7 separate regions of the Mus musculus genome follow, and all the other regions are linked to region 2. The links are chromatin loops, found by intact Hi-C in ENCODE. Cell type or tissue: left cerebral cortex. All regions are shown on one strand. Region 1 has its middle 5.6 kb from the start of Gm41418. Region 2 has its middle 12 kb from the start of Gm30444. Region 3 has its middle 170 kb from the start of Gm41418. Region 4 overlaps Grin2a (glutamate receptor, ionotropic, NMDA2A (epsilon 1)). Region 5 holds the start of Grin2a (glutamate receptor, ionotropic, NMDA2A (epsilon 1)). Region 6 has its middle 55 kb from the start of Gm30668. Region 7 overlaps Grin2a (glutamate receptor, ionotropic, NMDA2A (epsilon 1)).

Evidence for each region. Peaks named below come from ENCODE experiments on the same cell type or tissue, not always from the same donor. Only the 100,000 strongest peaks of a DNase experiment are listed, where the experiment ranks them.
Region 1: a loop joins it to region 2, with 12 times the contacts of the local background. A loop is called at or near these places in 3 of 42 quality-filtered maps.
Region 3: it touches region 2 in a loop (5-fold over the local background); 8 of 42 quality-filtered maps call a loop at or near these places.
Region 4: a loop joins it to region 2, with 3 times the contacts of the local background. A loop is called at or near these places in 5 of 42 quality-filtered maps.
Region 5: a loop joins it to region 2, with 12 times the contacts of the local background. A loop is called at or near these places in 18 of 42 quality-filtered maps.
Region 6: a loop joins it to region 2, with 2.9 times the contacts of the local background. A loop is called at or near these places in 4 of 42 quality-filtered maps.
Region 7: a loop joins it to region 2, with 7 times the contacts of the local background. A loop is called at or near these places in 8 of 42 quality-filtered maps.

What each region holds. Positions count from the first base shown.
Region 1 is chr16:9,272,372-9,276,371 of GRCm38, reverse strand. No RefSeq gene overlaps it. Among named protein-coding and RNA genes, the nearest start is that of Gm41418, 5.6 kb to the left of the region's middle. In left cerebral cortex, no CTCF peak of the experiment used is centred here; a DNase peak (open chromatin) is centred at 1,598; H3K27ac peaks cover 1,364 bases.
Region 2 is chr16:9,007,439-9,011,438 of GRCm38, reverse strand. It overlaps a transcript of Gm30444 not described here. Among named protein-coding and RNA genes, the nearest start is that of Gm30444, 12 kb to the right of the region's middle. In left cerebral cortex, a CTCF peak has its summit at 1,817 (motif pointing left); a DNase peak (open chromatin) is centred at 1,924; H3K27ac peaks cover 3,312 bases.
Region 3 is chr16:9,449,878-9,453,877 of GRCm38, reverse strand. No RefSeq gene overlaps it. Among named protein-coding and RNA genes, the nearest start is that of Gm41418, 170 kb to the right of the region's middle. In left cerebral cortex, no CTCF peak of the experiment used is centred here; DNase peaks (open chromatin) are centred at 929 and 1,641; H3K27ac peaks cover 760 bases.
Region 4 is chr16:9,749,774-9,753,773 of GRCm38, reverse strand. The region is part of intron 4 of Grin2a (glutamate receptor, ionotropic, NMDA2A (epsilon 1)); the gene reads left to right. Among named protein-coding and RNA genes, the nearest start is that of Grin2a, 240 kb to the left of the region's middle. In left cerebral cortex, a CTCF peak has its summit at 2,396; DNase peaks (open chromatin) are centred at 471, 966 and 2,531; H3K27ac peaks cover 1,697 bases.
Region 5 is chr16:9,992,157-9,996,156 of GRCm38, reverse strand. Grin2a (glutamate receptor, ionotropic, NMDA2A (epsilon 1)) reads left to right here and starts at 344. Exons shown (of 14, transcript NM_008170.4): 1 at 344-1,334; 2 at 1,908-2,098; 3 at 3,606-4,000. The coding sequence starts at 3,624. In left cerebral cortex, CTCF peaks have their summits at 2,257 (motif pointing right) and 3,729; DNase peaks (open chromatin) are centred at 2,263, 2,553, 3,370, 3,759 and 4 more places; H3K4me3 peaks cover 4,000 bases; H3K27ac peaks cover 4,000 bases.
Region 6 is chr16:10,059,334-10,063,333 of GRCm38, reverse strand. No RefSeq gene overlaps it. Among named protein-coding and RNA genes, the nearest start is that of Gm30668, 55 kb to the right of the region's middle. In left cerebral cortex, no CTCF peak of the experiment used is centred here; DNase peaks (open chromatin) are centred at 693, 1,106 and 1,778; H3K27ac peaks cover 2,246 bases.
Region 7 is chr16:9,733,190-9,737,189 of GRCm38, reverse strand. The region is part of intron 4 of Grin2a (glutamate receptor, ionotropic, NMDA2A (epsilon 1)); the gene reads left to right. Among named protein-coding and RNA genes, the nearest start is that of Grin2a, 260 kb to the left of the region's middle. In left cerebral cortex, a CTCF peak has its summit at 1,735 (motif pointing left); DNase peaks (open chromatin) are centred at 1,311 and 1,699; H3K27ac peaks cover 695 bases.

The DNA.
Region 1 (4,000 bases), 260 kb before region 2:
TTAAAAAACTGAAAAGTATCATTAAAAGTTTTTGTACTGAATGAAATTTGAGCCAAGTTGTAATAATATCCTGGGATACACTCCTGTTCTAGAGTATCAAGGGATGGGGCAAGGGAGACAACTTGGTTGGTAGAATGTTTGTCTGAGTTTGATCCCTAACACCACAAAAAACAGATGTGATGGCGCATGCCCACAATTCCAATTACCTGGAACATGGAAGCAGGAAGACCAGAAGTCCTAGGCTATCCTATGCTACATAGCGAACTGAAGGCCACCCTGGACTACCTGAAAACAAGTCTCAAAAATGGAGCAAAGGGAATATGGGAATAAAGCCAAACAGAGACATTTACAGTTCACCTTTGTGATGGTGAATCGATTGTCAACTTGACTCTAGAATCACCTAAAGGCAAGCCTCTGTCATGGCTATGGGGATTATCTAGATTAAGTTGAAGGAGATACAAAGATTCACCTTAACCGTGGGTGGCACCATGACATGGGCGGGGTCCTGGGCTGAGTATAAAGGGGAAATCCAGATGAAGACCACCAGCACTTGCCTCCTTCTGTTTCCTGGCTGTGGATGCAAAGTCACAAACTCCAGCTGCCTTGACTTCTTGCCCCAGTGGACTACAATCACAAACTATGAGTCAGAATAAGCCCTTTCTCCCTTAAATTGCTTTTGCCGTGGTATTTTATCACAGCAACAGGAAACAATAACTAATACCCAAATGACTCAGGGCCACCAAGGCGTTACGTAAGATCATCCCTATTCCCCCCTGCCCTCCCGCAGCCAACTCCTGCTGGAGCTTAGAGAGGTGGGGAAAAGGGTGATGCTGCTTTGGGAGTGTAGAGTTTGTAGCAATGGAATACAATTTCAAAACATGGAGAGTGAACAGTGGCTGAGCTTCCTCAAACAGCCCTCAGGATGGCTAGTCTTTTCATTGTAAGAAGTGGCTGTAGCTCCTAAACTTCATGTCACCTCACCACTGGCTCTACAGTCACTCATCTCCAAAACCAAAAGTTATTCACCACTCAGACTGGTCCTTTCTGCCTAAGATCATCTCCCTTATTGAAGTAGTGGAAAGCTCTCAGGCGGTGTGGGGAAAGGGGACAGCCACAGTGTCACCATCCACCTGCCCTGAGACCTCCTTCCATGAGCTCAGTCCTCATGGGCATTTTCTTTCCACAATTAGAGGTACAGTCAGACACATCCCTTCATTTGTGAAATGATGCTTGGTCTCAGGGCACACATGGATTACTCCTGTCTGTTCCTCTCGTTATTAAATACTCATCTTGCAAGAGCCTGGAGACCTGGTACTTATTTTTTAGGCTAGTTCTCGGCTCTGAAATGGACACTGCTAAGATAATTAGACCTTGCCTTGAGGACCCTGTTCCACAACCTCCCTCAAAGGGTTGTCATTGTTTTCTCTGGCCTTCGTGCTGGAACAGCTCTTCTGCTTAGCTGGGCCATATTTCAATTTAATTGTCCTGCCCATGGCATGCTCGCTGTCTCGCATGCTGGCAAGAGAATGAATTAGGGAAAGTTTCCTGTTCTGTCTCGTGGTCTTCTCCTCCCTTTTTCTATGTTTAGCTCCTGTGTGGGCACTTGGCTGGTGCCAAATACAACTTATTGCTTTAATTCCCATTTTCATGAGACATTTTCTTTGCTGAGAGGGAAGCGCAGAGCTAGAAGATGCTGAAATGTGAGCTCCCATGTCTGTCTCCCCTCTGTGCACTCATAGGGCTTGTCAAATTTGGGGAAAGATGTCTTCTACCAAGAGAAGAGCAAGTGCTCCTCAGGAAGACTGCAGACAGACAAAGGAATCCCATCCTTGCTATTGTTCTCCCTTGGGCAACATCCCCTGCACATCTGCTGGGGGGCATGCGCAGCGCAGCACAGCTCAGGCTAAACCACTGTTCTTGCCTTGAGAAAGTAGAGTTGACATGGAAGTGACATCATAATCTGGTATTGTACATGGGTCTTGAGAACAGGAAAAGACCTGTGGTGAGAAGCAGCCAGGTTTCCATTTCTGGAGTCTAAGTGTGACCTGTGTGGCTCACAAGGAAAGTGAATCTGGACAAGTTATTTCTTCTTGCCTGGCCCCTAGAGTTGGAGCTTTGGATGTATCACATAACTTTTGTGCACTATTTCTGGGAACACATTAAACAAATGTCTCCTCGAGGCTGATAGGAAATGATGACAGAACAAAGCAACAGTGACAGGGAAGTTTGACCTGGTGACCCAACTAGGCCTACTGTGGCTCCCAACACTGACAGGGACTCGGTGACCAGATTAGGCCTATTGTGGCTCATTACGGGAGTGCAAATGACACAAAGGCAGCCATAGCAACAAAAGCTCACCCCACCAAGGGCAACAGTTCTCAAAAGCTGACACCCTGCAACTCTCTGAACAACTTGCAGACTGCTCAGCAAATCAGTCTCCTCCCTTAGAAGCTATTCCTGTGTCCCTAACCATGGGGCCAGACCTTGTGAATCATAGAAGTTTCAACTTTCTGGGCGTGTCAAGTTTGTTTACTTCCGGAGTTTCTCAGGCTTCTTCCAGGATGGAATATTTCAGCTCAGAGTAAACTGCAATACAACGGTTCTCTACTCCTCTATTTGTTTGTCCATAGAATGGAGCCATAATAGTCATTCCTCTATGGAGCTACACTAGAGATGTAATCACATACATAGTGGGTGGGTACTCCATAAGGCTAGCTGTTATCTCAATGGCACCACATGGCAAGACTTCGTCTAATATCCTTTTCAATATGGGAAAAACTAAAGCTGGGGTGGATTCTGTTGCCTAAGATTCTGCACCAAGTAAGTAGCAAGCCTAAGATAACGAAGGCAGCTCTGTAGGATGAAGCAGCCAGCCAGGCTTTGGACTAGAGTTCAGTAGCTTTTAAGGACACCACTTGAGTGTCTGTCCTGTGTCCTACTGTGTGAAGACAAGCAGAGGTCCAATTTCCTCCCAGCACCTTTCAATCTCTTCTTCATCCACACAGGGATGTGTCTTCTCTTTATCACCTTTCCCTCCTCACATCAGCAACTCAAGCAAAGACAGCCTCAGCCATCACAGGAATCCTAACCACACCCAGTCTTTCCTCTCACACTGGCTCTCAAACCCATTGCTTAGCATAGCCACCACTTGGCCACTCAAGTCCAAAGCTTTATCCTCTGACTCCTTTTGGTTTTCAGATATCTGCCTTTGCGATGGTTTGAATAAAAATGGCCCCCATTTGCCCATAGTGAGTGTCAGAATTAGGAGGAGTGATCTTATTGGAGGAAGTGTTTCACTAGGGGTAGGCTTTGAAGTGTTAGAAGCTCAAGCCAGGCCCAGTGTTACTCTATCTTCCTGCTGCCTGTAGATCTACATGTAGGACTTCTGGCTACTTCTCCAGTATGATGTCTGCTTGCATGCTGCCATGCTCCCCACCATGACGATAATGGACTGACCCTCTGAACTGTAAGTCAGCCCCAATTAAATGTTTCTCTTTATAGGAGTTGCTATGGTCACGATGTCTCTTCACAGCACTAGAAACCCTGATGTCTCCTTCTTGTCATTTAAAGCATTTAAGCTTTGAGAGGATTTAGCAACAAGTTCCCTCTGACCCGTCTCCTATTTTTATACTTGCACTGTTTATATAACTACCAAGTTATATTTTTTCATGTTTGAATTTCTCTCAGCTAGGCTAGAGAGCCCTAAGAAGAGAGACCTAGCCTGTTTTGTTTATCTATCTTCCAAACCTTGAATGAAGCCTGGTGTCTAGTATACAAGTGCTCAGTAAATATTTATATCTTAACAACATACAAATGAGGAGTTTCTCTGACTTTCACCCTTCCTCTCTCTGCATTCTAATCTTTTTAACTCATTATTCACATAATATGAATGTTAGTTATTTGTAACCAGTAGGCAGAGCCCTAGTACTCTTAAAGTGTAATGTAGAATTCTCAGTTCTGCAATGTGCCATGTGATGGTACCTCTGAAATGTTTACCCTG
Region 2 (4,000 bases):
TGTCCACAGTGCAGTGCATCAGCCCAACACACCCGTCCACAGTGCAGTGCATCAGCCTGAGACACCTGTGCACAGTGCAGTGCATCAGCCCAACACACCTGTCCACAGTGCAGTGCATCAGCCTGAGACACCTGTGCACAGTGCAGTGCATCAGCCCAACACACCCATGAACAGTGCAGTGCATCAGCCCAACACACCTGTGCACAGTGCAGTGCATCAGCCCAACACACCCATGCACAGTGCAGTGCATCAGCCTGATACACCTGTGTACACTATAGTGCACCTGGCTGACACACCTGTGCACACTGCAGTGTATCTGGCTGACACACCTGTATACAGTGCAGTGCATCAGCCAGACACACCTGTGCTCAGGCAGAGAAAGCTGGAGACGCTTGAGGAAAATGAGAGAGATGGTTGTAATGGAGGACTAGCCTGAGGAATAAAGCCATTTCGCAGAACTTGAGGTAAATTCCTGATCACTGGGGCCAGAAGAAGCTTCGCTGTGGAGCAACTCAAGTGTGTGCTTTGAGATCTCTCGAGAGCCTATCCAGGAGGTTCTGCCTCGGGTGGTGGCCAGACAGGGACTAGAATTTACATTTCTTAAAGGAAAACTCCTGGTGTCCACAGTGTTGGCCCACCCTGTCCACCTTCCTCTGTGGTCCCCAAACTAAGATAATAAATATCCATAATCCAAAAATCCAAAATCCAAAACTGAGCAAATTAGACCACGAGTGGGAAATTCCACATGTGACCTTGCATGACAGCTGCAGTCAAAACACAGGTGCATGGAAAAGTTTATAAAACTGACCTCTGGCTATGCATAAAAGATACATACAGAACATACCTGAATGCAGGGTTCAGACTCAGGGCCCTTTCCCAAGACACCCCACTGTATCTGTGCATGTATTCCAACATCCTAGTCCAAAGCACTTCTAGTCCCAAGCATTTTAGATGAGAAAACGTGATGTGTGTTTGTTGAGCATCTACTATACACTGGACCAGAGAGAAACTGAACTGTAATAGACAATAGACAATAGAGGCTGGGGAGATGCCTCAGTGGATGAAACACCGGCTGTGTGAGCCCTCAAGCTTGGTTAAGTAAGTTCTCAGCTGAGTTAGGAGCCCCAGCCTCCCGGAGAAGAAAGTAAATCGCCCCAGCACTACAGGGCTCCCTGGCTAACCAGTGTAGCCACAGATGAGCTCTAGATTCAATGGGAGACCCTGTCTCAAAATAATAAAAAGGAGAAGCAATTGAGGATAACAACCCAATGTCATCTCTGGCCTCCCATACTCTGCAGGCCCAGGCAAGTGCATTTAACAAATGCATGTGCCTCACACATACTTGTAGAAACAGCAGTGAGTCCTCTTTGTTCTGAAAACAGTCCCTTCATATCCTGCTCAGGGTCTAGGTTATAATGCCTCAGTGGCCTTGAGACACCGCAGCCACACTGCCTGCACCCAGAAAAGGAGACAGCTGGCTTTTACTCCAAATGCGTACCTTCTCCCTCTAGACTCTGACGCCTCTGCTTGGAATGTTCAAAAAGAAGCCAGGTTGGCATGGTGAAACCTGCTGGGTTAGGTGATTCAGGGTGTCTGGTGTTTGCAGCCAGGATGCCCAAGACCTCTTTGGGTCCCAATCCCCTAAAAGAAGTACTCTTCGGTGGAGCTCCTGTAATGCAAATGCATGCCCCAAAATAAAAGCAAGACAATGAAGTGGCGAATTCCAAGGCAGGTTAATGTTCTCACTCACAGGGTTCTCGGTCATTGGGGTCCTGGAGTGTGCTCCCGCGCCTCATGTCGCGATGCTACCACCTAGTGGCGATGCGCAAATCAGCTGCGGAAGCCTGGGCGTATGAACTGCCAGATCTTAGGGTAGGCTGCATCCTGTTAACACCAGCCTGGGCGGTGGCTGTTTTTAGCTGGGTCTCTCCTTCTGTGCCACTTTCATCATGGAAACTGGCTCTCTAGGCCCAAAAAAAGCTGCGGCGTGCTCTGCAAAAGCTGTTTGAGGGCCAATTTTAGCTGCATTTCTTGAAATTTGGACTCGGAGGAGGAAGGAGGGATGTGCGGTTCCCAGGAAGTTCTGCATCTTCCTTCCGGGGAAGGAGGTGAGATCATCCACCCTTTGGCTTTCAGCTTCTACAAAAAGAAAAGAACTTTGGGATTTTTTTTTTTTCTGAGGCAGCAGCCGCTGTGTGTTCTGAGAGCTTTACCATGTTCTCTTAGAATCTTTTCTACTTGGGCCGTCACACTGCTACCTCACAAGAAGGCTTAGAATTATGGATATAAGGAAATCAAGACTTGGAAAAGTGACTTGGCTAGCGTCAAAAGGCCGGCAACTCAGAGCTGTGATATCACCTCCAGTCTGTGCTCTGAACCTACAACCCAAAGCACCCATTGCGAGTTGAAAAGTCCAGGACTAGGGAGGCAGAGCAGTTGGTAGACTGTGCTGGGCTTGCACTAGGCCGGGTTCTCACAATAACTGGGTGGACGGCACACAGCCTGCCATCCCAGCATGCTGAAAAGGAAGCAGAGGCAGGAAGATCAGAGAAAGGGGAAAAAATAAAAACAGAGATGGGCGTCCAGGCATCACATGTACCCTGCTGCCAGCTCACTGGCCACCGCAGACAAGTCGATCTCTCTGGGTCTGTAAAATGGGTGTATGAACCCCAGAGCCTACATCACAAAGTTGTGAGCATTCAAGGAGAATTATGAAGGCCCCTGACTTAGTAGCTCCATGTCTTCGCTTGAGGATCATCTTAGACTTCCACACTCTCCTACTCATTCCAGAAGACAGACTCTGGACACACACACACACACCCGACAAGGCCCAATATGTCCTGTGATTGTTGTTTGCTATGAGCCGAGGACTAGACCTTGTTGTCTGCACAGGTGCTCCGCACTGCCTGAGCCTACTTTCCTGGAGCTGTTTTCCAGGGAACAGCATTTCACAGACCTGAGAAGTGACTCTCTGGAGCTGTGTCTGTATCTCATCTCCTGTCACACCAGGGAGACAGTATATTAAACACTCCCGAAGGTAGATGCTTAACACCACAGCGTGCCCAGTGCCCTTCACAACACCTGGCACACTATAGGTCTATGCTAATGTAGGAGCAGATGACCACCTACTATATGTCAGACCTTTATGCTAATTGTTAGAAGTGCCAAACATTGGGCAAGATACAGAACACAATTAGGATTTGAAAAGTAGCCAGGCAGAATTGATGGAGTAGGTGACTTTGAGAGAGTAAGTATGGGGTTAGGGAGATGACCATGAAGTCACAAAAGGACCCCAACACACATTGGGGCTTATCCAAGTGGAGGGCTATCAAACAACCCTTCTGTCATAAAGTTTGAGTCTAAGATGTCTCCCACAGGTTCATGTGTTGCTTGTGCTGTTTTGGAGGGTCATGAAGCCTTTAGGAGGTGGAGCCTGCTGGAGTTAGTGTGTCACACAGGGAAGGCCTTAAGGTTTGCTAGCCCAGTCCTGTTTTCTGACTCCATCCCATGTGACAAACACTGCACATTCCTCTGCCCCACCTCACCCATTGTCTTAGTCAGGGTTTCTATTCCTGCACAAACATCATGACCAAGAAGCGAGTTGGGGAGGAAAGGGTTTATTCAGCTTATAATTCCATACTGCTGTTCATCACCAAGGAAGTCAGGACTGGAACTCAAGCAGGTCAAGAAGCAGGAGCTGATGCAGAGGCCATGGAGGGATGTTATTTACTGGCTTGCTTCCCCTGGCTTGCTCAGCCTGCTCTCTTATAGAACCAAGACTACCAGCCCAGCGATGGTCCCGCCCACAAGGAGCCTTTCCCCCTTGATCACTAATTGAGAAAATACCCCACAGCTGGATCTCGTGGAGGCATTTCCTCAACTGAAGCTCCTTTTTCTGTGATAACTCCAGCTGTGTCAAGTTGACACAAAACTAGCCAGTGTGAGGAGCCGCCCTCACGGTCGCCATTACAAAATGGCGCTGACATCTGTTGCTCGTGGT
Region 3 (4,000 bases), 440 kb before region 2:
GAACCCACACTTGCATCCCAGCACTGTGAAGGCAGAGACAGGAGGTCCTGAAGCTTGCTGGCCAGGCAGCGTAACCCAATCAGGACGTTTCAGGTTCCTGTCTCAAATAATAATAATAATAATAAGATTGGTGGATTTTAAGAAACAATACCCAATCTTATCTTCCAGCTTCTCCATGCCATGCATGTGTGTGCATGTAAACACACACACAAAATGCAAACTGTGAGGTAACACAAAAGCCTCCACCGTCAGACTCTGTCTAGGTGATTGTGACAGACTCAAGATTAAAGTTTCTATTCGAAGACTCACAGGACTCATCAAGCCAGCACAGAGAGGATCTCTTGGTGCTGAGGAGTCCAATAGTTCTTCCTAAGAACATACACCACAGACCCATTGCCTCCTCTCAAAATGTCCTTTGCTCCTTAAGCACTGTGACTCCACCCCAAAGCATAATCATCTGACCCCAGAGACATCAGTTTTCTTCCCATTGTTGTCTTCCTCTGTTTGGGTTGCTATAACAAAACACCACAGACTGTGTGGTTTATAAACAACAGAAGTTTGTTTTTCACAGCTCTAGAAAGCTGCCAAGTCCAAGATTAAGTCGTTGACATATTTGCTATCTGTCTGATACCAACTTTCTTGTTCTTAAACGTGGGTTTCCAGGGTCCTCACATTGTAGAAGGTACAGACTCACCTCCTCAGCCCTGTTAGAATGCTATGACTGAGAGTTCCACCCACACGTGTTCCTTATACTCCACATATCTTAGCTTCCCAATATTACCACAGCGGAGGCTGCAAGCATTCATACATATATATAAGAATTCTAGCACTGGTGAGGAGATCTCTCAGAAGCAGGATAGAAGCTTGCTGACCAGAATGGGGGCAAGCAGGGAAAAGGAAAAGCTTCCTTCTTTAATCGCCAAGTATGGAGCTTCGTCACCAGAAGATGGAGCCCAGATTCAGAGTAGGTCTTGGACCTCAAATTATCCAGGTTTAGGGTGGAGCTTTCTACCTGAAATAACCCAGCCCACAAAAATCCCTCACTGGAGTGCCCCCAGCTGTCTATGTTTTAGTTATTTCTGGATGCAGTCAAGTTGACAGTCAAGATTAGCCACCACACTAAGTTCCCTAAGCACTAAAAATTTACATAAGGATAAAACAGAAATGCATGACAGAAAAAAATGGATTTAAGGAGTTATAGTAAGGCACACAAACAAGACCATTGGAAACAGTAATCCCTCATCAATAACAGATAGTTGAGTCCCATGAGCTTTGCAGGAAATCTTAAAAATTTCCAAGGACCAATGGCTTGAATCAAGGAGCATTAGGAAGGAACTTCCTAGTAGGAACAGCACAGGGAGGACAAGAGCAGATACACAGAGATACAAAGTGCCAGGCAGTCTGCAAGGCTATGTGACATAGCAGCAGAATCCAGGGCTCTGAGTGTGAAAATCTCCATACCCCTGCCCTAGTCAGTCAGTAGGACCACATATAACAAGACATGGCACAAGACATTACAACTCTGCAGCGGGACATAAATCCAGTCTAACAGGCCTGGGTGATTCTCCGTATGAGATGTAACAATGTGTTACAGGGAACTGTGGTCCAACAAGGTTGAAGCTGCATAATTCAACATGACAGCTGGGGATGTCTGGGAAGAGGCATCTGTCGCCACACAAAATGTGCTACTTTGCATGGCAGTCGTATGAGAAGACATGAATAAGAATACAACACCAACCAGAACTTGCCAGAAATCAGATGTGGAAAGAGATCACAGACACAGAGAACAAAATACTAGGACTCTATCACAGGGGCTCTTTATGACCCTAAGAGTAAAGCCTCCACTAATAACCATACGTGTTTACTATTAACAATCAATGTGTTGCACAACGTCTGTCCCAGCATCGGGAGTAACTGGGACCAGCAGGACCCAGGCACGCAGGAACTCCACCAGACCAGTGGCACAGGTTTCTTCTGGTCTGGGCTGGTGTCCTGAGCAGACCTTGGGAGCAAACTCCACAGCCATCCCCACAATACCCAGAAGAAGCACCACTCCCAGGTGCTCTGACACACCCAGGATCCCAGGATCCCAGGATCCCAGGAGCTTGCTCACACTAGGATCTCAGGGCCCCAGAGGCAGCTTGACTCCCAGGAGGTCTGACACACCCAGGATCTCAGGAAGGACAGGCTCCAGTCAGATATAGCAAGGGCAGGTAGCACTAAAGATAATCAGATGGCAGGAGGCAAGCATAAGAACGTAAGCAACAGAAACCAAGGTTACTTGGCATCATCAGAACCCAATTCTCCCACCATATCAAATCCTAGATACACCATCACACTGGAAAAGCAAGATTCGGATCTAAAGTCACTTTTCATCATGATGATAGAGGACTTGAAGAAGGACATAAATAACTCCTTAAAGAAATACAGGAGAACACAGGTAAGCAGCTAGAAGCCCTTAAAGAGGAAACACAAAAATCCCTTAAAGAATTACAGGAAAACAATCAATGTGTTATCTCATTTAATTCTATTTATTTGTTTATTTACTTACTTTTACTAACATTTTGCATGTGTGTATAGTTATGCTTTCTATTTCTCCTGTACTATTTCATAGTAAAAGCACAATAAAACTTTGTGCATAGTAGGTACAATAGAAGTCTATACATAGTAGGAAATCTGTCAACATTTATGGGCATGGGGCCAAGCAGCATTTGGCATCAAAAAGAGAAAGAATTTGAAGGTAAAATCAGTTCATGCCTTTGTTTCTAACACGGAATCATGAGGGAGCATAAAGTTAGCATCTTTTTCCTCCTTCTCGTAAAAGTTGAAGAGGATTCCTCTCTAGAAGCTATGATAAATGAGGTAAAAAAATTTTTTCAAGAATATTACAGTGTTGCACAAGCAGTTACCTTCACATATTTATAGCCAGATCTCATTAAGTTTTATTAAGGCTGGAATCTGACATGTTGGATGGAGGCTAGAGGACATTTACCAAATTAATGGTGTAAATGAAGTTGCAATGAGCATGCCGTTCCCTCTTGAAGAGGTTGCAGGCACTTGAGAAGCATCTGTCATTAGGAAAATTAATTGGTGCTACATGTATGATAGGCTATTAATTGAATATAAAGTCTCAAGGGACACAAAATAGAGTAGGTTACTATACTTCCCTGTGCTTCAGTTTTCTTATCTCTAAAATTTACATAGGGTAACCTAATTCACAGTCAAATAAGGGATCAAATAAGAAAATGCATATATTTACACAAAGGCAGGTCAGCTCTGAATATACCTTACTTGCCTGGCATGTATACAATCCTAAGCTCAGCCACCAACGTCTCAATCAGTGAAACAATTCACCCTTGCAGTGCTATATCCATATATAAATACAAGCAAATATAAGTGGATTGTTTCAAGGTTAAGATCACATATTTGGCAGTCAGAAATAGGTGGGAAATTTTGCTTTGCCAAGAGGGTGTGATTGTAAGTAAACTATATCCTTTCCCTGTCACCCATCAGTTATCCCACTGGTAATATAATAATGCCATTGGGCTGTTAAAGAGAAAAATATGCAATTCCTCAGTCAGTATCTAACATGAGATATGTGCTCAATAAAAGAAAATGTATGCATTATCAAAGAGCTAACATTAAAATGTTATTGTGCAGTGCCCTGTTATCTTCAGTTTGAAGCTGAATATTGACAAATTAATACCAGAAATAATTGCAATTAGCACTTGTCTCTATTACATTGTATGTGTTAGTATTCTAGGGGAGGTGAGAATTAGAAACAAAGTCGTGCCTGGGACTGCCATTGGCTCTTTTCTCTGCCTTCTCAATTATTCGTGTTCAGCAAGTTTCTGTGGTCTTAGACGTTGCACTACTGGCCTTTTGTTAAGTGCCTGTCTCTACCAGAAAGTAATAGCTGTCAGACAGGTTAAAACTGTGCTCTGTGCTCTGTGCATGGAGGCAGATGCCTTCTAATCCCAGCACTCAGTGGGATCTCTGA
Region 4 (4,000 bases), 740 kb before region 2:
CAGTGGGATCAGCATTTGCTGCACAAACATTTCTGGCAATGCGCTAGCTACCCCAGAGAACACAGTATCCTGTGGGCCTCTGCTGTTTCTGTTGATGGGGACCCTTAATTCAGGGACAGGAAGTGTGACCCAGAGTAAGTCAGCAAAGAAGAGGTGTAATGAGAGAACACAGGGGCAGATGCCAAACTGAGACAAGGTATTCTGCAGCAGGCTCTGACTGTAGAATGTAGATCTCTAAACAGTGCCCTGCCTCTGCTGGGCAAGTGACTTAACTTGTCCGTCTCCTTATTTGCAAACGTGAGACCAACCGAAGCATCTGTGGGGAAGGTGGTGCCGATGACACATGTGTGAACACCCAGGGTACAGTTGGTACTTTGCAGGGTACACTTCTTGATGTTGCCTCCCTCCTGTGTCTTGCTGGACCCAGGACGGGTGGGTTGAGTGCTCTGGGTATCGAGTCCCGTAGCTTAGTCAGCAGCGTCCTTCCTGGAACCCAGCCTTCTCTCTTCTGGCTGGAAGTCAAAAGCACCGTATGCCAACCCCGCAATGGCAGTCAATCATTTCCAATTGGCATCCAGTGAATAGCTCGACAAATGGTGGAAACTTGATTTTGGCAACTCAGAAGAAGCAGCAGTTGGCTGCGACTTTACCTTGGTTAGGTGGCTTGGGTTATTGGTGGGGGAGGGTCACACAAGAGTACAAATACTCTTCAGATTTGCCTAAGGCCAGATGTAAGTCTTGGAACCAGCACACACCTAGCAAAGGAGACATATGGATTCCTTTCCTTCAGGGTGGAGTACTGGAGATACGGTCATTCTGAAACCTGGTCACTTAGTAATATATAGTGATGCTTGCTGTGGCCCAGCTCAGTGAGGAGATAAAGTAAATACAAGTACTACCTTCATTACTTGGGGGCCGGCTGGCAGAGTGCATATTGGGAGTGGGAGGTCTCAGTGTATAAACACGGAGACCAGCCAGGAGGCAATGGCAGGGATGGCAACTTAGAGGAGTTCCAGCCAAGCTTCTAAAAGGAAGTGATTCGCTTAGCGCTCACTGGGTACCAAGGTAACCAGCACTGATGGACGAGTATGACATAATGAAGAGAAAAGTATTTCAGACTTCGCAGCTGGGTGGATGGCTACGTCTTTTACTAAACACAAGAAGCTGACAAAGAAACATTGTGGGGTGGGTAAGAAGCAGAGATATGTACATTTCAGACATGTTGAATTGAATATGCTTTTGAAGGATTCAAGTGGAAATCTCAAGTAGGCAACTTAAGAGGAGAGACTGTATTCACATCAAAAATATACAATTCTTGGGCTTTGAGATTATCAATGGCTTTTGCAGTCCCCAAATTGAGTGAAGTTTCTGTTCTGCTTTGAGTGCAAAATGTCCCCTATAAGCTTGTATACAATGGGTCTCCAGCTGCTGGGGACCCACACTGTTTGGGAGGGTTGTGGAACCTTCCGGAGGAGGAGCCTTATTAAGATTTAATAGCCTGGCCTTATTTTCTGTCTCCTCACTGTGATCTGTGTGACCAGATGTCCAAGTTTCTTCCCTGCCATAATGGATAGTGTCCTTAAACTGAAAGCCAAAACAATCTTTTGCAACTGTAAGTGGCTACTTAGTAGGTATTTGTGAATAGCAATAAGAAAGATAACTAATACAATCACTTATGGGAAAATGAAAAATCCAAAGAGGATGTCCGCTCATATTAACATGTGCCTTCATATTCATTCCTGGGAAGGAGAGAAATGTTGCGTTGTGGCTTGCAGCTGCCCCTCCTCACAGGAGATTCTGGCCCCGTGTTTGATGCTGTGGAGGAGCCTGGTGGGTATCTTGTAGCATCAAGTACCTGCTCCACATAGAGGCAGGTACTGGGACTCTTTCAAAGATGTCATGACTGTGGCCACTGGTGACATATCTTGGCTCACTGCAACCTTGCAGAGTCACAGCAGGAGCTTCGATCAATACTAGGAGAAAATAAAAAGTCCCGTGCGGCGAACTATCAGACCGCTCATCTCAGCCCTTTGAGTCATAGGCAGCCAACCCCGTATCTTACCGACAGAGCCTGAGCTAGGTATACGGAGCCTGAGCTAGGATGCAGGTGGCAAGCCACATGCTTGATCTGGATTGATGAGGACGTGAGAGGCTGCGGAACTGGAGGGGATGAGGGGGATGAGGTTCAGGAGAGGAAAACAATCTCTAGCTTTGCTTCCATGTGGAAGTAGTTTGGAAAGTAACTGACACGCTGTGAAGTGGTCACATGAAAAATCCTTTCTACGGAAAAATATGGGCAAAGAGGCAGTGTGCACGGTGCCCTTGGATGGGTATCCTGGACCTGTCCTGGTCTCTGCACCTCCTCCTATTCATGGTGGAGACCCTCCCTGTCCCAGCCGGGTGGGGGAGCTAGAGAGCCAGGCTGGGTCTCCTCACCTATTCTTTGCCTTTGCCCTGGCTTCTCGCTCCCTCTTCTTGTATCACTTGGATGGTGCCTTCTGCAGGTGCCTCGGAGCCCTTGTCCAGTTCCTGGTGACACAAAGTCTGGCGTGGATCCCAGAAATGGAAGACTCGCTGTCAGGCCCAATGACACCTGCTGTGTTGTGCGTGGGCAGAGGAGACCAGCCACATTTCTACCCAGGCTTGAAGTTTGGTGAATGAGCTGACAGCTCTGCTGAGGTCTGGTGTGTTGTCCAAGTCACCTCGGTTTCCCGAGATTCACCTCATTTCATGACATCATGGCCAGCCACGGGAATAATCCATATAGTTTCCCAAAGGATAGTAAACAGCTCTTGAAGAAATATGCTCATTTTCTATATACTTTTAGCACTAGTAATACAAAAGAACCTCTAAAAATGTAATTAATACATCCTTACACTTGGAAGGAAATGGGGAGACTTCACTGCATATGTTCCATTAAGTAAGAATATGGATCTTAAAATATGATGTAATAGGAGTGTGACGGTGTCCTAACCATACAACCAGCATGCACTGACAGCTCCCTATGTGCCGGTAAGCTCTAGCGCATTACCTTTAATTTTCAGATGTGAGTCAAAATGTTTACTTCTTCCGGCAACAATAATTTTAATTCAATCCATATAAGGAAGTTTTTTCACATAATAAAATCCCAAACATGTGTGGACTTCAGGCACAGTGTGATCAAGGTTCAGGATCATTGTCTTATGACACTCTTTTGTGAGAACCTCCTTTCTTCTGTAGTTGGGTTTTATTATTATTATCATCATCATCATCATTATTATTATTGCTTTTTAGTTTTTTTGTGAACAACATCTGAGATAAGTTTTGTTCACATTTATCTGGTGGTTTGATCCTGGTTTCCTCACTCAGCCACTGAGAAGACTGACAGGAGTCAGTGAAATTGAATCAGAGCATCCTTTGTTGCGGGGACAGGGCTGGACATCCCGCAAAGCCAATATGCTTTATGTAAGGCATGACATCTTAAAATATATATTTCTGTTAAGGATGAGAGATACCTTTGGACAGAATACCTCTCTAGCATCATCATCATCATCATCATCATCATCATCATCATCATATTTCAGATGATGAAACAGGACCAGAGATGTTATGTAACTTCACAAAAGACACACAGCTTTTGGTACTTGAATCCAAATCTAGGTTTTTGTTGTTTGTTTGTTATCATTTTACATCTCACTATATGTTTTCTATGGCTGCAACTTTCCCTGTGTCCTGTTTTTCTCACTTCCCCTTTGTGTGCATTCTTAAGTAAGACCCTGTGATTAAGAGTGCTGGAGAGGGAAAGATGACTCCGCAGTTTAGAGCACTTGTTGCTCTTGGAACCGACCCAGGTTTGATTCCCAGCACCCACATGGCCGTTCACAACCACACCTAGCTCCAGTTCCAGGGGATCCAATGGTTTTTTCTGTCCTCCAAGGGCATCAGACATGCAAATAGTATACAAACATTCATGAAAGCAAAACACACATATACATAAAAAAGACTTTTAGTGTTTTACAAA
Region 5 (4,000 bases), 980 kb before region 2:
GGGAAGGGAAGAAAGGCAGAGACAGGTGTTGGGATTCAAGTGACTGACCGTACAAAGGTCAAATGTAGACATCTAACAAGGAGCCTCATGCCCAGCTGCTAGAATTGGAGCCAGTCAGTTTTCACAGCCAGTTAGCCCCAGGCTCTTGGCTTATCCGTTCTGGTGACTTAGAAGAGGCAACCACAGGGTTACGTTTTGTCTCGAACAACTTAGAGAAGGAAGCAGCAAGTGTGTATGTGTGTCTGTGGGTGCGCGTCTGTGTGTGTATGTGTGTGTATGCGCGCGCGCACGCGTGTCTGTGCTTGGAGAGAGTATATATGTTTCTGATTTTAAGCTCCCGGCTCTCTGACATCAGAGTGGGTTCCCATATCAGGGTGGTGAGGCATTGAGAGAAGCATCCTGGGCGGGTGTGTGCGTGTCGGCGTGCCTTGCGTGGAACAGAGATTGCTGCACCCAGCGCCAGGCACTGGAGGAGGAGGAATCCGTAGCAGAGATCTGAATAATTGATTCTTCAGCAGCACCAGACGCCCGGGAGCGGGCGGAGAGCGTGGTTTCAGCACCAAGGTTGCGCGCCACCGCAAGCTCCCCCCGTCACCAGCCAGACACCTAGGTCGGCCTTGTTCCGCTGCCGCCGTGCGCTCCAGAAGAGGGTGGCCGCGCTCCGCGTCGCCGCCTAGGGACTGCGGGGTCTGCCTTGGCCCGCCTCCGGGGTGGGCGGCTGCAGGCGGACCAGAGCTCCAAACAACGTCGGATTGCGCGGGGGTTGCTGCGTTGCGTCTCGCTGGCTGAGAACAAGTCCTAAGTTGCTGTGGTGGGCGCCTCTGCTTTCCTCTATCCTCCTAGGCGACCGCAGCAGAAGCGTGCCCTAGGATCCTGGCTTCTCCAGTGTTGTGAACCGCGGTGGCCAGGCTCTTTCCTGGGCTCCCGCTGACCAAGTGAGGAACCGAACGCCCAGCTCGGAGCTGGCCCTTCAGCGAAAGGGCCAGGAGGGAGCTGCGGTCCTCTGCCTGCGCCCTTCTCCGCCAGGGACCGCGGGGATCCCCGGCCACACGCGCGCGCGCGCTCCCACACTCACTCACACACACACACTCACACACTCACGCACGCCAAGCAGGAGCAGGACTGCGGAGAGGGTGTCCAGGCGCGCTCAGAGGACCTGGCAGCCGCTGTCCGGAGTGGAGCATAAAGCTGAGCCAGGGCTCTAGGAGAGAGGCTCCTGGGGTGCTGTGCCTGAGCATGGGGCCGGATGAGCTCTGAGAGTCGCGGCGGCAGCAATCAGCCCTGGAGATGACCAGGGGTGGCCACTGCTGAGAACTATGTGGAGAGAGGCTGCGGTGAGTGCTGGCGCGGGACGCCGAGCCTGGGAGGGCCCTGTGAGAAGCTGGTGGGGGGAAGGTATGGATAGGAGGGGGCGGCAGGACGCACAAGAGGGTCGCTACGTGGGAGTGATCACACCTCCCTCGGGGATCCGGGACCGCGGGAGCCCGCGTCCTTCCCTCCCCCTCTTCTCCTCCCGGCTCATAGCAAACTCAGCCAGCGCCCCCTCCTTTCCTGCCCCCCACCCCCCACCCCAGGCTCAGCAGCTCCTGGTCGCACAACTCCCAGTAGCCGGGCGCCGAGGTGGTGGTAGGGGGTGAGGGTGGAGGTTCCCACTAAGCTTCTCGTGGGTGGCCAACCTGGGGCTTCCACTCTCCGGTGCGTCCCTGAAAGGAGCTCTGGTTATCAGCCACAGGAAGTGAAGACCCGCACCGAGGGTGTCATAGGCACCAAGCTCCAGCTCCCTCTCTGGTCGAGCCCCCAGGGTGCATAAGGGGGCTGTGAGCACTGCAGACTGCATCCCTCCCCCCACCTTCCCTTAGCACTGGTGGGCTGACCCTGCCTCTCCATCTCTCCTCCGCCCCGGTTAGAGCCCTGCTGCAGAGCCTCCGGCTGGGATAGCCGCCCCCCGTGGGGGTGATGCGGACAGCGCGGGACAGCCAGGGGAGCACGCAGGGGCCGCAGCATGCGGGAACCCGCTAAACCTGGTGGCTGCTGAGGCGGCCGAGATGCTCGTGCGCGCAGCACGCCCCATTGCATCCTCCACCTTCTCCGGCTACAGGTACGTCCTAGTTGGTGATACGGACTTCCCGGGCCTGGGAGGATATAGGCTCAACCGGTGAAGAGAGAGGAGAGGGTTCAGTAGGGAGATGGGGGGAAAAGAGCGAGGGAGAGAAAACTGGAGAGGGAGAGCCCAATGGCGAGGCGTTGGAGGAGCACCAGGTGGCGCTGCGGCCCTGCACTCCACCTTGCTCACCCTAAAAAGCCAAGGCTGGAGTTTGCCCCAACTTCCCCCGGGGTGCAACAACACCCGAGCCGAAGGGCGCGCGCTTGTACACGCGTGCACGACCGTACAGGCATTTTCAGGCAAGCACTGTTGTGCACCTGGCACAGTGCTTGTGTGCACACCGTCTGAGGACGTTTGAAGGCTCCAGCTGGCCGTGGGCATCTCTAAGGCGGCCTGGGGATATGCGCAGAAAAGCGCGCGTGTCTGTTAGCGTGTGCAGCCCACTGCCCACGTGCATCTAAGATTTGGCTCCAGGGTCTGCAGTGGAAAGACTGAGGAGGGGATGCACACTCCTCATCTATCTGAGAGCTTTTTGGGAGCCTACCCCCACCCCCGCACGTTCTTTGCCAGCTCCCACGCGCTGGCCCACTTGCGGGGTGTTAGGGTGGGGGTGGAAGGCAGAGCTCCTACTCTCCAGAATTCAGCATTTCACACGGCATGAGATTGTATGTTGCTTGTGCGTACCCGTGTGTAGGGGGCGGGTCCAGGGAGGCTTGACATAGAGCTTCTCCCAGCAAGGTAGTGGTGGGGAGTCCGGCCTCAAGTTCCCCTGTGCACCTGAGAGCCCGGGGTCACAAAGAGCACCTACACTTTCAAGCGCTTGTTGTAACCCTCGCATGGGGGGGGGGTGCGGGATCTGCAGCTGGTGGGTGCCACTAAAGGAGCAAGGTCTGTGGCGCACTGGGCGAGCTCCGTGGCGCACTGGGCGAGCTCCCAGGGGGTGGGGTCAGTTAACCCTGTAGGCTCGCCACAGACTCAGGCTGCAGTATGCAGGCACCGCCTCTCACGCTAGGGCTAGTCCGGAGTTCGCTGCTCCTGAGCAGGGGGCGGGGTCGATAACTTGGTCCACGCACTTGCGGAGAGAGAGGGTTGCAAAGAGGGCTTGGCCTGGGCTTCTGATTGTGGGTGGTAGTGGGGTTCATGGCTCTCTGGGAGCCTAGGAGCTGTTGTCTGCGTCAAATTTGGGGAATCTTGTGTGGAATTTGGACCCAGATGGGATTGAGGGAGTCAGCTGGAGACAAGAGAGAAGGAAGGAGGATGCCAGGATGGGCTTGGGGACAGGGATGGCAAAATAGCTCGGCTTGGACTGATACGTGGAGATGGACATGGGTCGAAGAATGTGGATGGCATCAAGGATGAGTATTCTAAAGAGTGACAAAAACAGTCAGAGCTGGTGTCGGGTTTCACATTCGACTCTCAGAGCGGGTGCAGGGGCAGTCTATCCTGTTTCCTGGGCCCCTCACTGACCACCACCTGCCTCTCGCTCTCCTCCACCTTACAGGGACCCTAAGTGGCGACCATGGGCAGACTGGGCTACTGGACCTTGCTGGTATTGCCGGCCCTTCTGGTCTGGCACGGTCCGGCGCAGAACGCGGCGGCGGAGAAGGGTACTCCAGCGCTGAACATTGCGGTGCTGCTGGGTCACAGCCACGACGTGACAGAACGCGAACTTCGAAATCTGTGGGGCCCGGAGCAGGCAACCGGCTTGCCCCTGGATGTGAACGTGGTGGCGTTATTGATGAACCGCACTGACCCTAAGAGCCTCATCACGCATGTGTGCGACCTCATGTCCGGGGCGCGCATCCATGGCTTGGTGTTTGGAGATGATACGGACCAAGAGGCTGTGGCTCAGATGCTGGATTTTATCTCCTCACAGACTTTCATCCCCATCTTGGG
Region 6 (4,000 bases), 1.1 Mb before region 2:
GTGGAAAGGTGGCCCTTGCTCGCCTCTGTCTCAGCTGAGAATCCCCAGACCTCATATAGGGTGGGGTCTTTCTCATTGCCCGCCTTGGTGTCCAGGGTTTGCTTTGGATCTTCCGTCTGTCTGGGTGATGAGGTCATGCAGCTAAGAAGGCAGTCTGCTTGTGTGTCTGTGTTTGGTGCCCTACCTACTGTACCAGCAGGCATGTGCCATATTACCTGAGCTACACCTCACTCCTGGCAAGTAGTCTTGGTGCAGCTACACAGATTGAAGACCTCCATCTGGGCAGAGGCTACTCCTGCCTGAGACAATTAACTGAGGAGGGTGCTGGGCAGGGCAACCTCTGGCCAGCAGAGGCCTTGGCTGTCTCTCTATCATTCCCTCCCCTTTCAACTGGGCACTGGTTCTACTATAATGCTGCTCTGGGCTCAAGGCCCCTCATGGCGTGTCCTCCCTCACTGTTTCTTCAGCCTGGCTCCCCTACCATGTGTCATCCTGTCCCCCTCATTCCCAGGTCCACATACCATTCTTGTCTGAGCACTAATAACAGAATCTAGGAAACTGACATAGAGCCATAGAAAGAGTATCCCTGTTCCCCAAAGGGGAGAGAAGGTCCAACCTGTTCTTTCTGAACCTCAGAGCTCTTCGTAACCACCAGGCAAAGATCCTCACTTAAGTCTATATTCAGGTCAACTTCTTCATTTTGTGGGGGAGGAGACAGAAACTCAAAGCGGAAGCTAGCTTGTGTAGGTTGGTACACCCCGACTAGACAGACACAGTTGGGTTTTGATTCTCATGTTTGTATGTTTTTGGGTGTTTGGAGGCTAGAGGTCTCTGCTGGGTATCATCTAAGTTTTTAGAGTTGACTTTTCTTTCTATCCTTCCTTTCTTTTTTCCTTTTGAGGCAGGACCTCACATGGCTCAAGCTGGCCTAGAATTTGCTATGCAACCAAGATTGACCTTGAACTTCTGATCCTCCTGCTTCCACCTTTAGAGTGCTGGGATTGCAGGCATGCACCAGCACAGGGGATCGAGCCCAGGCCCTCAGGCATGTTAGGCAAGCATCCTGTCAACCTCTGAATCCCCCGTCTCTCACGGAACCCAAACTTGCTGATTCTGCTAGGCTGGCTGGACAGTGTGTCCTAACGATCTTCCTGGTTCTGTCTGCTGTGATGTAGGCTGCCACATCTGGCTATTTTACATCAGTTCTGGGGGTCAAACTCAGGACCTGATGCTTGTGCAGCCAGCAAGTTGAGCCATCTCTTGAGGAATCAAATAGACACTGGCAATCTGATGCCAAGTTCTATGTCTTTAACCAGTCTATTCCCACTCCCTTGTGACCTTGGACGAGGCAGCCTGTCCATTCCCTTAGTTTCTTCCATGGCTCCAGGAGATTATATGTGCATCAGGACAGTGACACTGGTAGTAATAACACTGGTTGTGTTGGCAGAGGCATGCATGTTGCTTCCTGTTTGTCCCTTTCTCGGCAGCTTCTCCGTGTTGACAAAACAGTCCTGTGATTGGGTAAAGATGGCAGATAGCAGGACTTTAGGGTGGTGCTGAGTGCCCAGCACTTGACGCAGGTGGACCCAGCATCACTGTGATTAGTAGAGACCTGAGACTGAGCCAGTCTTGGGCTTGAAAGGTCTCACATAAGCACTGCCTTCCGCAACTCAAGCTTCTGCCTTTTGGAAGCTTTTCTAGCACATTCTCTCCAGTTCGGCTCTTGCTTTCTTGGCATCTTCTAAAACCTAGGCAGTTGTAGACAGCAGAGATTCTTTTTCTCTTTAAAGGGCTCAGCTCTCCTCTTGGCCAGAGTTGCATTTCCCTGCCTGCATTGGATAACAGAGCCTCTGAGGGCAGCATGAATCTGGGGCACTGATGGATTCATACTTCTTAGTGGAGGAGCCAGGAAGAGAGCATATTCTGGGATAGAGGAGCACACTTAGGGATCCAGTACCCGCTTCAGGTCATACAAGTGACCAAAGAGTGGGAAGCTAAGTAAGGCCCCTTCTTCCCTGGAGCTGCTGTGACCTCCTGCATCATTGACCCCCTCCTGCAGGGAAATGCTGGCATGCTAAGCCTGAAGCTGCATCTCACTGGTTTCTGAGCACCAGCTGGTGCACTGGGACCAGCTACAAAACTTCAGTTCTTATTTCCTTAGGATGGGGTGGGAGGGAATCTGGGCCTTCAGCAACATGGGTGGGAATAATAATGGTGACCTCAACAACAATAACAGCAGCAGCCACTCTCACTTAATGAGTTCTACCGCTTGCCAGGCATTACAGCCATTATCAGGTTGGATCCTCAGCAGCTTCAAGAAGTTGGGATTGTTCTTCCCATTTCACAGATAGGGAAATATGAAGTATGGAACAGAGACTGTAGCTTAGTTGTTGGAGTGCTTGCCTAGCATGCATAAATCCATGGGCTCCATCCCCAGCACCTCAGAAACCTGGGCAAGGTGGTGCTGTAATCTCAGGAGGTAGAGGCAGGAGAAGCTCAGGGTCATCCTGGGCTACATAGTGAGTTTGAGGCCAGCCAGGGCTACAGGAGACGCTATCTCAGAAACACAGAACAAGGCTGGGCATGGTGGCACATTCCTTTAATCTGCACTCTGGAGGCAGAGGCAAGAGAGTTCTGTAAGTTTGAGGCTAGCTGGGACTTCATACAGCAGCGGCTTCAAGGTCTGGGGAGATAGCTCAGAGGGTAAAGTACTTGTACAAGCATGAGGGCATGTGTTCAGATCCCCAGAGTTCAGGCAAAAAGCTGGGTGTGGTTGTGTGAGTCTGTAACTTCAAGGGAGTGGAGCTGAGACGGCTTGTTGGTCAGCCAGCTCTACTGATGTGGCAAACTTCAGGTTCAATGAAGAAAGTGATTGAAAAAAAAGAGTGACCTCAAACTCTGGCCTCCACAAGTACATGTCTATGCATATACATGTATAAAACAGCAGTGTGTGTGCACACACACAAACACATGTTCAGATAGACATGCATGCTGTCCTGTGTACCAGAGGCTTTCCACGGAGATCTCTGGCCCGGCCTGGTGCAAGAGTTCCAGGGAGGGGAAGTCGCTTCTGCTGCTGCTGCTACAGTCTCTGCAGTGCCTACTCCATGCTGCCCTGCATTGAGTCAGGTCAAGCTGGGCTGATTAGCCAGTGAGGAGTGCGGCCGAGCTTCAGGGAGAGCAGACCTCTTCCCGCATGTTACAGCTCTTAAGACAGAAGGCTTGGCCGACGGAGTAGCTCTCCCACACCTTTAATCCTGGATAGGATTCTTACATACAGTTTTGGGGATAATTCGGGGTTTGGCAGCAGGTACTTCTCATTGGTTTGGTCTGAGAGCTTTGGGGAAACCTTATTTGCATGTGGGAGGGCTTGGTGCTGCTCCTATGTGACTGATGGCCACAGACCTCTCTGCATGGGGCTGTGGGAGGCTGTGGGAGTCTATAACAGGGACCCAGGAGGCGGTAGCAGAACACCTGCTGTTCCATGCAGGTGGAAGACACTACCCACAAGGTCTCCAGGGTTCCAGACCTTTGCTCGACCGGGAACCAGGCTGTCTGTGCACAGCCCACTCCCCACCCCTCACATACACATACACAGACACACACAGACATACACACATACATAGACACACAGACACAGACACACACATGCACACACACACACCAACACACACACACACACACACACACACACACACACACACACACACATATACACACAGAGACACACAAACAAAAGCAACCCAGAGACTGGAAGTAGAAGCTTAGGGAGTCTCTAAGACCAGTACCAAGGCCACACAGCTGTGGAATCTCCGGTGAGGTTCTGCCCAGGTCTAACAGGGTTCATTGTTTCATCACACCAGCACAGGTGTGCATGGTGGCCATGCTGTGTAGGGTCTGGGTGCAGATCAGCTCACTCGCCCCTTCTGCTGTGTGACTGGGCAGGTCATAAAGCTGAGCTCCAGCCTCCTCATCAGCTGCCATACTGAGGGACAGTGAG
Region 7 (4,000 bases), 730 kb before region 2:
TTATAAAGGTCTGCAAGTTAAGGGAGCACAGAGACCCCCCCCCCCCCCTCAGCCTCAGGGTCTCTTTGGAAGTTGTGTGACATGCCAGTGCTTTTTCCAGGGACATATGTCATAACATTTTGGGTCTGTGTCACATAACACAGTAGAATGATCATTTTGCTTCCTGCTACATAATTAATACATGTAATAAAATAGAGAGAGCAAGACACTTATAAACCTCAGCAATTCTGAGTCACATAAAGTTCTTCCTCGTTTACAGAGAAAGGCAGCAAAGCAGATACAAAGTAGCTAACATGCCTCAAAGACTGTCCCAGCTCTTATGCCTTCAGATTCAGAAAAGAAAGAAAAATCACATAAGATTGTAAGACTGAAGAGTCTCTGTCTCCTGTAGCAATCTCCGAGAGGGAGAAGAGATATTGATTAAGAATTAGTGGCATTGCGACAACATCCACGATTAGCATGTATGATGACCACTTAGCAGGGATCTGGAGTTTGAAACACTGTAGTAACATGTTCTGTTTACTAACTAGTTAAAACTTAATACAACCCTCAGAAGTAACAATTAATATTAACGTCTCCATTTCACAGAAAAAACGAGACAAAATAACAGCTTGCCCTCTTCTCCCTAGCTAGCTAACTTCAGAGGGCATTCACAAACTCTGGCAGTTTAACCTCATGGCCAGTGTTGTTCTTCTCTTGATGGTGAATTTCCTCTATTAAACAATGCCATCAGTGGCACCAATTCATCTGAGCAGAACTTATCTCTGTTTGGGAACCATAGCTCTTAACTGTTAAGGGAAAATGACAAAACCCAAACATGTTCGGAGTAGAATATTATTATGTTGTTAGACCGTGAAGCCTATCCCTTATGCCAAGATGGAAGAAAATGTATGCATTAGCAACATTAACCAAATTGTGCGTGTAGCTGTGTAGGTCCAGGCCACTTTTCCCAGGGAGAGAAAGTTGCTGTTCTCAAGGCTCATGGGCTCAATTTAAATCCTGAGTTTTTTATATCTTTTTTTTTTTCAGTGCTGGGAGTGCAAGTCTATGTGTACCCTAGGTAAACCATAGCCCTAGCATTCCCCCCTTGTTTATATGTATCCTTACCCAGTTGAATTGTATTTTTCATGACATATACTGCTTTCTGGTTTGGCTTCTTCCAACTGACTTATTAAGAATTCTGCATAGTCAATGGGATGCAAATCAATGGAACATATGTACCTCCCCGCAGATGGGAAATGTCGCTGTTGGCTGTGCTGTTGCTAAACTGCCTCTGTGGCCTGATGCTTCAGCTTCCAATTGAGACCCCGCATCTCCGGTGGCATGTCTGACTACTGTCATATCCATGTGCCAGAGATAATATTGCATCAGCAACAAGTTTCAATTCACTCACTTCTCCCTCAGCAGTGACTCTGTGGGTCCTTTAAAGGTCTGGCTTCTTTTCCATGCAGCCGTTTTCCCGTCTTCCCCGAGTACACACAGGATCATTTGCACACACATGGTGGGAACTTGTGTGTGGGAAATTACCCTATTTACAGTGGTTTAACATGGTGAGGAGAACCAGAATAGACCATGCTGCTCAGCCAGATCCATGGTGGAAAGCAGGTGCCAACCTGTCTGTCAGCCACACAGCTGGTTGAGTTAACTCTATTAGACCGTGTTGTCCAATTTTGTCCTCTGAAATACAAACTAGTATGGTGGCAGGCAGCCCATTTGCCAAATGGTGCCCCCTGCTGGGCTGGTGGAGGTCTGCTGTTCTTGTTGGTACATCTGCTGGGTAAAGCTGCCAACATGTTGGAAACTTGCACTTCTATAAGCTTGTATTGTCTATTTGCATGTTTTTCTTGTTAGGAAAATACCTAGATTTGCCATTTTTTCATTCTTAAAGATTTCTTTTCTTTTTGTCAACGTATTGGTATATTGTGTATGCCATGATGATGTTGTCTAAGGCCAGAAGAAGGTGACACATCACTTGGAGCTGGAGCTACACAGGTGCTGAGAACTGAACTCTGGTCCTGTGATGAACAGCAAGTCCTTTGACCACTGGACATCTCTCCAGCCTTGCCTGGCCTTTGTCCTTTTCTCTGATGACTTGGCAAATTTTGACACCCAATTTGTCTTCAACTAGATAAAATTAGTCTCTGATTTTAGGCTGATCCAGGGGTAGAGATCATCTTTTTGGCTGAAGAAGGCATTCTGGATTTATCCAGCCCCTGTGATCTGTGATCCTTGCACACCCCCTTCCTCACTTTCATGAGTTAGTAAATTATTTTAGTGAACTTTGAAGCTTAGCAGCAAGGGCAATTCCTGCATATGAATCCAGCATAAGAAGAGATGGGGGTTTAGATCTGCAAGTCCCTCACCCCCCTCATTCGGGTAATTCCTCCCCGTGTCTCTAGGGTGGGGATATCCCAGGAGTCAAGATCGGCAGCTAACTTACAGAGGTCAAAGACAAGGTCTGGCCACCAGGTATAAGGTGGGTGTTCCTCTGTAGTGGACCAAGCTACATCCCCAGTGGCTGAGAGTACTTGCCAAGTCACTTTGGTAGGGTTGTGGGGGTGCTGAGGCTCAGCTGGAAGGAAGGTACACCATAGCCATCTCATGGTTTCTCAGGCCTTGCAGAAAGGCAGGCGATCTTGAGCTTGAGGGAGTTGCTCAGGTGTCTGGCTGCTATCAAGTTGGTGTCAGGTGCAGATGCTGGTCTGACGTGAGTTATGTGAACATAGTCAGTTACTCTGTACCCTTTTACAGTGGTCAGTTGGGGTGATCAACAACACCAGGAACAGCCCTTTCCCATTTGCTTTCAAGTTTTCAGCATTATGCCTCTTACCCAGTCTCTAACTTGATACTCGTGTGGAACCTCTGGGGTACCTGCGTCATACAGAGCACTAAATTTAGGCCACAATTCCTAGTAGCTGATCTGGAAAGCTTGCAATTGAGTCATAAGATCCCTTTCAGCCTGAAAAGTCACTCTGGGGGGAGGGGGTGTCAAGAGCCGGAGTTAAGGGAGTGCAGGTCCCGTACAGGATCTCAAAAGTGGTCAGGTTAAAATGGTAGGGGATGTTCTGAGCTCAGAACAGAGCCAAATGAAGGAGCACCACCCAGTCAGCGCCAGTCTCTAAGGTCAATTTGGAAGGCGGGGCTTAGAGTGTGGACACCCGGAGTTGAGGAGTGTCCTGCAAGAAATCCCTATATATGTGCGCCCTGAGATGGGAGAAGCCAGCAGCAGGCCCATCAGTGGGGAATGGGGTGAGGAAACCTCTTTTTTTGTGCTACCTGGGGCTGTGAAACATTGGGAAATACATACTGGAGACCATTCTGGGGGTAGTTAAAGATTCAATGGCCAAGGTGAGAGAAGGGCTAGCCAAGCTGAAGAGAGAAAGAGAACAGAGTCAGGGCAGATTCAAGTCGTGGCTTAACTCCTCCCCTTGGTTAACCACCCTCATATCCACCTTGTTAGGACCCCTAGTTGTTCTCCTGCTGTTGTTGACCTTTGGACCCTGCATATTGAACAAGCTTATAGCCTTCATAAGACAGAGAATAGGAGCAGTGCAGCTGATGGTCTGAGCCAGCAACATGAGACGCTGAGGACAGAACCTGAAGAATATGAGTTACTTACTCAAGAACCCTGAGTGTAGCTCTAGAATTAGAGCTTGTACAAGAAAAAAGGGGGGAATGAGGGACCCTAAGGCCTTTTCCAGTCGCACACCCTCCTTACAGTTTTCCCCTCCCATTTGGGGTCAAGGCTATGCCAAGATTCATCCTATACTCACAGGAACATTTTTTTCTATTTATTTATTTTCTATTAGATATTTTCTTTATATACATTTCAAATTCTATCCCGGAAGTTCCCTATACTCTCCCTCTGCCCTGCTCCTCTACCCACCCATTCCTGCTTCTTGGCCCTGGCATTCCCCTGTATTGGGGCATATAAAGTTTGCAATACCAAGGGGCCTCTCTTCTCAGTGATGCCCAACTAAGCCATCTTCTGCTACACATG